Regions from separate parts of the Homo sapiens genome. Here region 2 is linked to region 1. Evidence: chromatin contacts called from ENCODE Hi-C or POLR2A ChIA-PET data. All regions are on one chromosome and are shown on one strand. Each heading gives the region's core, a stretch centred on a gene start or an enhancer-like site at or near the end of the contact. The rest is flanking DNA. Distances are from core to core; before and after follow the strand shown.

Region 1 (4,062 bases), core at 470-2,969:
AGTCATTAAGATACAGAGTGAATAAGACAGCCCTCGCCAAGGGACTGACAGTCTGGCAGGTGACGCACCCTCCAACAAATGAGCCATGAGGTTACTTGGTGAAACCGTGATACAGAGGCACGAAGACAAGCACAGATGAGGCTGGAGCGTTTGCCTGAGGGTGTATCTTTAAGCTGTGATATTAAACCAAGGTTAAAGGATAAATACAAGTTGGCCAAGTGGAAATGGATGTGGTAAGGGAAGAACATTTGGAGCAGTAGAAATGGCTGTGCAAAGGCCCTGAGGCTCAAAGGAGCATGGCCTATTAGAGAAGCTGAGAGATGGCCAGTGCGGGTGGAGCAGGGTGGAATTAGATCAGGCTGGGCCTTGCTCCTACCCTTTTCCCTGTGGAAGAGCTGCACCTCCCCAAGGCTGGGACTAGAGTCGGGCAAGAGAGGCACCCAGGGCACAAAGCGTAAGGAGGCCCTACCCACTCACCCCTCTTGCTTGATGGTCTTGTCCTGGCCTTTCCCTGTCAAAGGGGTAGGAAATTGCCAGCCTGTCAACCTGGCCTAGGGACACTTCCGTGGAGATGTGGATAATGTGAGTTTCTGCCCAGATAATGTGAGTTTCTGCTCGAGGCAAATCTAGCTTCCACTTAAGAGTCTGTGGTCTGGTAACAGAAGTTGGTGATCAGCTCCTCCCTTTATGGGAAGAGATGAGCAAAATGAGGAAGTGTCAGGGAGGAGATAGCCCAGGACACTGGAGAGGGGAAGGAAGGGCAGACAGAACAAGATCCCTATGGCAGTGAGAGCTGACTTCACCCTGCACAGGCAGCTGGGTGTGCCTGTGAGATTTTTGGCATGTGTGTGTGTCTGTGTGCACTCGTGTCTCTGTGTATGCAGGTGTGTGCATATATATGCATGTGTGTGCATGCATGTGTGCACATGTGTATATCTGTGTGTCTGCATACAGAGGTATGCGTATGTTTACTTCTTACAAAATTGTCTGAAAATCCTCCCTTCCAGTTCTGGCTGAGCTGGTTACAAAGAGGCCTTTCTTGATTGGCAAAATCTCTGATAAATACCTATTCCTGTGAAATGCAAAGAAAGCTGAGCCTGTGTATAAGGAGAGTGACACAAACTAGGACAGAAAAAATGGGCAGGGAGGGGTGGGTGAGATCCAGGCTGGGTCTCCCCGTGGCTGGGGCTCATGTGGGCCTGGGGGTCAAGGATCATGCACCCCCGGTGCCCCGAGCTGCATATCTGTTCCTGGAGACCCCTGAGCTTGGCCGATACTCCCCTTTCACTTTAATAACCTTGTGTTTCCACAGACCGGCCCCCCTCTGGGAAAACCCCCCAGCAGCCTCCTGTGCCCCCCCAGAGACCGATGGCCGCCCTCCCGCCCCCACCAGCCGGCCGGAATCACTCGGTAGGCCTCCTCCCGTTCTTTTACAGTACTTGGTGTCCACTGCAGTTATTTCCTCCGCCAGAGAGAAAAATAAAACTATAAACATCTTTATCTCATTCTAATTTTGTAAGAAAAGATTATAATCTTTTCCCTCGGCTGGGGAAAGGCAAACCCAAGCATTCACACGTGTTTCTTTTTTGGGGTAAAATACTGGTGGTTTTTATTTACTTCCCACTATTTGAGAGAAGTGAAAACTGTAAAATAAACCCAAAGAGAACCGAATTAAGTCCGTGGCACCTACTGGTGTTGCCTGGGTACCGAGCCTTCCTCTCTCCTGCAAAAAGACTTGCGCCACCTTCTGGCCGACACCTGAAATTCCAAGGACAGGAGCCTTCAGACCGGAGGAGACAGAGGTAGCAAACCCCGTTTTCTCCTTCTTCGAGCATACAGCCCGGTCCTTGTGAATCTGATAAGTTCCCAGAGTGACCCTGAGAAGCTCAGACTAAGGACTTGATAGTTAGGAATGTGTTCCCTTCACAAGTTTATCTACAGATGTATATTGCTTTTGAGATTTGAAGACCTTCTTTTGAGATGCAGGATTCACTTATTTAATCAGCAAATATTGTCTGAGCAGCTACTATGTGCCAAGCAGAGTTCTAGGCGTTGGGGATAAAGTGTGAACAAGATAAATAAGGTCCCTGCTTTCATAAAACTCAACTAGGGCTAGTTATCAGACGGTAGACAGATGTCTGAAAGAGATCATTTGAGTAGTTATGTGTGGTTCGGGGGACGGAAGACCAGGTAACATGACGGTATGGGGGGGGGAGGTGACAAGGACCTGGGACAGAATGAGCCAGTTGTGGGAAGAGCCGGGAGAAGAACGTTCTAGGCAGAAGGAAACAAGTGTAGGGATGCCAAAGAGGGCATAACCTTGAGATTTTCCAGGAACTGCAAGAAGATTCTATGGTAGGGACCCCATGAGTACTGAGAAGGGATCACAGGAAAGAGTTGAGAGGGCAGACATGGGCCAGCTCAGGCAGGGCCTCGCAGGACATTAACGAGTTTCAATTTTGTTTCTAATGTGATAGGAGGCTTAGCAGGAAAGTGACATGCTCACTCTGCTGCCTGCAGAAAAGAGCTTGCGTGGCAGAGTCTAGAACAGGGAGCTCAGATAGGAGGCTACTGCGGTAGTTCAGTGAAGAAATGGACATGGATGTTTGTAGGCAGAACATGAAGATGAGGAAAAGTGAGCAGATCCAGACAGGTTTTGGGAGTGCCGGCTCTTGCTGATGTATTGGAAGTGCTTCCTAACGTTTGGATCTTTATGCAGCCACTGCCCCCACCCCAGACCAACCACGAAGAACCCAGCAGAAGCAGAAACCACAAAACGGCAAAGCGTGAGTACAAGGGCTGCTCTCTCTTGCCCTGTTCCCACCAGGCACTCCCCTAGCCCCGCCCAACCCCCAGCCGACTGCTTTCTTCTTTTAATTGATGTCAGCCTTTTCCCCTTCCAGTCCCTGCTCCTTCAATAGACAGAAGCACGAAACCTCCCCTAGATCGTTCATTAGCTCCGTTTGATAGAGAACCCTTCACACTAGGTGGGTATGATTCACATTTAATGCATAGTAATAATGATAAGCTGTTATAAAGTGCTTCCTGCATACGTTTCACATGTACCATCTCATTTAACTATGGCCACAATACTAGGAAGTGGAGACTAGTAGAATCATCCTCATTTTACAGATAAGGAAACGGAGACACAAAGAGGTACCTTCCCAAGATCACACAGCTACCAAGTGTTGGGAGTAGCGACCAAAGCCCATATCAGCCTCATTAGAAAGCTCCTGCTTGCAGCTTCTGGGGGCTGTGCTGCTTCTCTATGTGATGTGGATGATCTGTGTATACAAATCCCATTGTCCTTCAGCCAAGAGGCTTTAGGGTACAGAGAGAGGACCTGAATTGAGACAAAAGGGTTGGGGGAGCTGTTGTCTGCTGCCTTGCCTGCTACTTAATAGCTCACAGACCACAGGGATGTTAGTTTTTCAGAGCTCAGTCTCCTAATCTGTAAGGTGGATGTTCTGTACATAGAAAATGCTTTATAAATCCCTAAGGTGCTATTCAAATGTCAGGGATGTTTTTGTTTTAGGTATGCAATTGACCAAACATTGGGTATACCACAGTGCTTTTTCTTCACAATTTACGCAGAATATTCTTGGATTGCAGTTACCTTCACGTGCAGCTATTTTCAATTCAATTCTTAGCTACCATTTATTGAGCAACTGCTATGGGGCAAGTGCTCTACCTACCACAAATACACCTACAGTATCTCTAATCCTCACAGCAACTCAACAAAGGAGGTGCATTTTTAACCTCACTTCTCAGATGATAAAATTAAGGGTCAAAGAAGTTGAATAATTTGCCTAAATTTGCCTAAATTCGAACACTTGTCTTTCTGACTTCTAAGTGGGGGCTCTTTTCCACCATATCAGGCTGCAGTTGAGGACCCTGGGTTTTAACTTGCTGTGAACTACATGAGTCTGAGGAAGGAACTCTGCAACTGAACGGAAAGGAGCCCAGAATCCCAGCTGCCCCCACCCCTTTCTTGGCTATGCTCTGAGCAAGGCATTTAGCTTTCTGTGGCCTCAATCCCTTTTTGTCTGTCAACAAAATGAC
Region 2 (4,062 bases), core at 832-3,331, 94 kb before region 1:
TTAGTGGGTGCAGTGCAGAGTTTCAGTTTTGCGAGAAGAAAAATGTTCTGGAGATGGTTGGTGGTGATGGTTGCACAACATGTGAATGTACTTAAAGCCACAACTGTGCACTTAAAAATGGTTAAAATAGTAAATTTAATGTTATATATGTTTGTCACAGTTAAAAATATAGGAAAGGATGCTATGCAAAGAATGGTCTATGGGGCTGTATTAGTCTGCTTGGGCTGCCATAATCGAATGTCGCAGACTGGGTAGTTAAATAACGAAAATCTATTGTCCCACAGTTCTGGACACTGAAAGTCCAAGATTAAGGTTCGGGCAGGGTTGGTGTCTGATGAAGTTTCTTTTCCTGGCTTGTAGTTGGCCATCTTGCCCTCACATGGCTTTTCCTCTGTGTGTGTGTACTCCTGGTCTCTTCCCCTTCTTACAAGGACACCAGTCATGTTGGATTAGGATCCCAACCTTATGACCTCATTTAACCTTAATCTCCTGCATCAAGGCCCTATCATCAAATACAGCCACCTTGGGGGTTAGGGCTTTGACATACACATTTAAGGGGACACAATTCAGTCTGTGACAGAAGTGACGGTGCTGACAGGTTTGACCAGGCGTGTTCAAAGGAACATTAGTGTTTGCACATGACCTTTTCAACCACAGTGCTGTATCTGTGATGTTGGCAAGTTATTCAGCCTCTCAAAGCCCCTGGTTTGGAATAAAAACAACTCACAGAGACAGGGCTGGACTGAATATAGGAATCCTTGTAAAGCCCCCAGAAAATAGGTAGCACTCAACAGAGGATGGCGATGGCCCTTCCCCTCATGTTTCCTGTTGCGTTTGAAATGACAGCCACTGTTTCTGAACTTGTGAGGCCTGGGCAGAGTTAATCAGCACAGGGATGTTGTGGATCATTCTGCAATCCAATATGCTTCATGGCTTAGAGACATCCCAGGCTCCGGGTGATAGCCGGCTCCAAGCTGAGTTTTGCAGACACCGAGCAGTAAGCCTGGGCTCGGCCCAGCCTGCCAAGCACAGATGGTTTGAAAAATGTCATCCAAACTGGCCCACAGTTAATCAAAAGATTACAGAAAGAAAATTAGGCTAACCCCAGCTTCTCAGATACAAGCCCCAGAATCACACCTCCCTACCTGATTCCTGCCCAATTCTCTGCCTCAGCTTCCAACTGACCTCATTCCAGCAATAAATGAAAATTGGCCAGACTAGAAATACAACAGGAAATCTTGCTGGGTGGTGTTTCCTTTTTTCTCCCCTCCCTGTAGTCTTGGCTGTCGGGCCTGCTCCCCATATGTTTTGTTGTTTGACTGTGAAAGGTGACCTATGGGTAACGGTTTAGGGGATGGATCGGGGAGCTTGAGTCTCAGAGGGCATTCTCCTCAATTGCACTTCCTCAGTCAGAATGGAGGTCCTGAAGTCTTGATTTCGAAAACAAGAGTGTGTGTTGCCTCTTGGCCAAACTGGGAAGGAATCTGTTTTGTCTTCGTTGCTTCTTACCCTGGATCTGATTTTCAGAAATGGAAAGAGTGTACTGGGGATGGGCTGGGGAGGGAAGTAAAACCCAGGGCTTGGGGCCAGACCGCCTAGGCTTCCAGTTGTGGCTATGCTTCATGCTGGCTGTGTGACTCCAAGCAGGCCGGTCCCCCGTCTGAAGCTCGCTCTTTATATCTGTAAGTGGGGTTAATTAGAGCACTCCACCTCCTAGGTTTCTCATGTGCACTAAATAAAATATTGGGCATGGAGTGCTCAGGCAATGCTGGGCACATGGCAGGTGCCACCAGCAGTGCTGCAATTTTGTTTAATCTTTAAATTCCAAAGCTGAAAGAGGCCTTTGAAATCAGCAGCTCCTTCATTTTAGAGATGAAGAGACTGAAGCCCAGAAAAAAAAGCCATTTACTTAGTGCAATGGGCTGAATATTTGTGCCTCCCGTCCCCCAAATTCACATGTTGAAATCCCACTCCTGAGGTGATGGTATTTGAAGGTGGGGCCTTTGGGAGGTGATGAGGTCATGAAGGCGGAGCCTCTTGAATGGGGTGTGTCTATAAGAAGAGGCCAGAGAGCTAGCTTACTCTCTTTCCTCCACGTCAGAATACAGCAGGAGATGCTGTCTGTAAGCCAGGAAGAGTCCCCACGAGAAGTCCACAGTGCTAGCATCCTGATCTCAGACTTCCAGCTTCCAGAACTGTGAGAAATACATTTCTGTTGTTGATAAGCCACCGTGTCTTTGTATGGTAGCTTAGGCCATCAGGTTGATAAGCAGCCTGATGGCCTAAGACAGCAAGCAGTTGTGAGGATTTGGACTCAAACCCAGGTCTGGCTCCAAAGCGGGTGTTCTTCTAAGAACACAAAATGGAATCTCAGTGGCTTCAGCCAGAGGGGACCAAGGTTAGCTTTGTGTTCATGGTCCTCCTCCCCTCATCCTAACAGAGAAGGAAGGCTTTCTTCTGCCCCTAGACTGAAGACCTGTGACAGAGAGCGTGGTCAGTGGTGATAGTAAATGACTTCCCATGAGTCTTTTTCAGGAGTCCTGGCCTTTCTTTCCTCCAGCTGGCCCGGGAGGCCTATGCAATTTCCTCATTTCCACATCCTCTCCCCCAAAGCTCCTCTCCCCTGCTGCCTGCCTTTCAGTGGGGTCCCTCCTCCTGCACTTCTGGGTGGGGTGCAGGTGGACAACGGGGAAGAACCGCCGCCTCACCTGAGCACCTGGCCAGCTGTGATGCATAGGCAGTGTGGGCCTGCACCCAGGGGCAGTCCCCCAGCAGAGCATGAGAGCGGAATGGGGGCAGGAACAGGCCTTTGGTCTTGTTTGCACTGACCCTTGTCTCATCCAGGTCGTTCTGGCTGGTCACTGCTGTCAAACTCCAGCACAGGAATTCAGACAAGGGAGATAGGGAGTGGTAGGCTCCAGAGCAAGCCTGACTAAGACCAGACCTCAAAAAGGGAACTCCAGCCACATGGCCTGATGTTGCTCGGCAGGGAAAGCATTTAGTCGTTATTTATTCAACCTTCCTTCCTCGGCTGCAGGTGCTTGAGGCACTCACTCTAGGTGATTCCCACGTGGTGAACGTGGTGAACGCTTTCACAGGGCTCCCATTCTCATGAGAATGGATGACCAATTCTCCCATGAACAACTAAATAAAAAGGATCATTTCCATTGTTGGCACATTTTTAATTATAGAACTTGTCATCAAGAGTGACTGGGGGCAGGGGGGATAATTTTGAAATAGCAGCACATCTGGATAGGAGCTGGGAAGAGGACTTGACCCACAGAGGCTCAGCCTTGTTTCTCTTGGCTACAAATCCAAGGTCGTATCATAGAAAAGAAGGGTGGGGAACTTGACTTTTACTGAGCAGCTTGTATGAGCCAGGTCCTGTGCCTGTCACATGTCCCATCTCATTCCATCTCCAGTAGCCACATGAGATGGAAATTACTGGCCCATTTACGGAAGGACACAGACTCAAGATGGGGAATGGCTTGCCCAAGGCTGTCCTGTTGGTGCATGGCAGGGTTGGAGCCCAGGTCCCTCTGGGTCCAGAGTTTTCCCGCCCTGCATCCTGCTTCCTTCCACAGTGACTTCACATCGCCACTTCCACCCTTGGGAAGCAAAGGCTTTCAGGGATTTGGGACCTGGGTCTGCTGAGAGAGATGGCCCAGGGGAGATTCTGTAACCCTAAGAAGACTGGGGAAGATGAGGGTCCCTGTGGCATGGCAAAGGAGGCCCTGGACTTAGAAGGCTGATGAAGACCTGACTAGATCCACTTCTCCCAGGGCTGTGGTGTGGCAGCCTGAACTCTCCTGCCTGCCAGAGGGCCCCGTTTCCAGCTACTTTTAATTTGGAGCAAACTAGCCGCTCCCCTGTGGTCCTGAAGTTAATAGGATGTCTGTGCAGCAGTGCCAGGATAAATGGCCCTGAACAAATTACTCCTGCATGGTAACAGGGTTATCTAGGAGAAAGACCCGGAGGCTCCAGAGGGGCAGGTGATCCCTCCTTCTTCTCTGCCTTCTACTGTGGGACTATGGAGACCCTAGTGAGCTGAGCACCTGAACA

What was found. Hi-C counts contacts between places; a loop is a spot of excess contacts on that map. ChIA-PET counts read pairs that join two places held with the same protein, here RNA polymerase II (POLR2A). Pooled maps may share reads with other maps.
Region 2: a loop to region 1 is called in a map of testis, with 2.0 times the contacts of the local background. The contact joins two enhancer-like sites. A Hi-C loop is called at or near these places in 5 of 168 maps with a recorded cell type or tissue (CD14-positive monocyte, endothelial cell of hepatic sinusoid, heart left ventricle and 2 more) and 2 of 50 pooled maps. POLR2A ChIA-PET finds 5 or more read pairs at or near these places in 2 of 52 experiments (K562 and WTC11).

What each region holds. Positions count from the first base shown.
Region 1 is chr5:170,265,733-170,269,794 of GRCh38, reverse strand. LCP2 (lymphocyte cytosolic protein 2) reads left to right here. Exons shown (of 21, transcript NM_005565.5): 8 at 1,313-1,410; 9 at 2,720-2,786; 10 at 2,904-2,987. Among named protein-coding and RNA genes, the nearest start is that of LCP2, 30 kb to the left of the region's middle. Within about 2 kb of position 1,719, at least 15 of the 41 ENCODE cell types and tissues checked have a DNase peak (open chromatin) inside an H3K27ac peak, as active enhancers do; they include CD14-positive monocyte, heart left ventricle and testis, where a contact is called at or near this core.
Region 2 is chr5:170,359,795-170,363,856 of GRCh38, reverse strand. It overlaps a transcript of KCNIP1 not described here. Among named protein-coding and RNA genes, the nearest start is that of KCNMB1, 28 kb to the left of the region's middle. RefSeq lists an enhancer at 2,254-2,754. Within about 2 kb of position 2,081, at least 8 of the 41 ENCODE cell types and tissues checked have a DNase peak (open chromatin) inside an H3K27ac peak, as active enhancers do; they include CD14-positive monocyte, heart left ventricle and testis, where a contact is called at or near this core.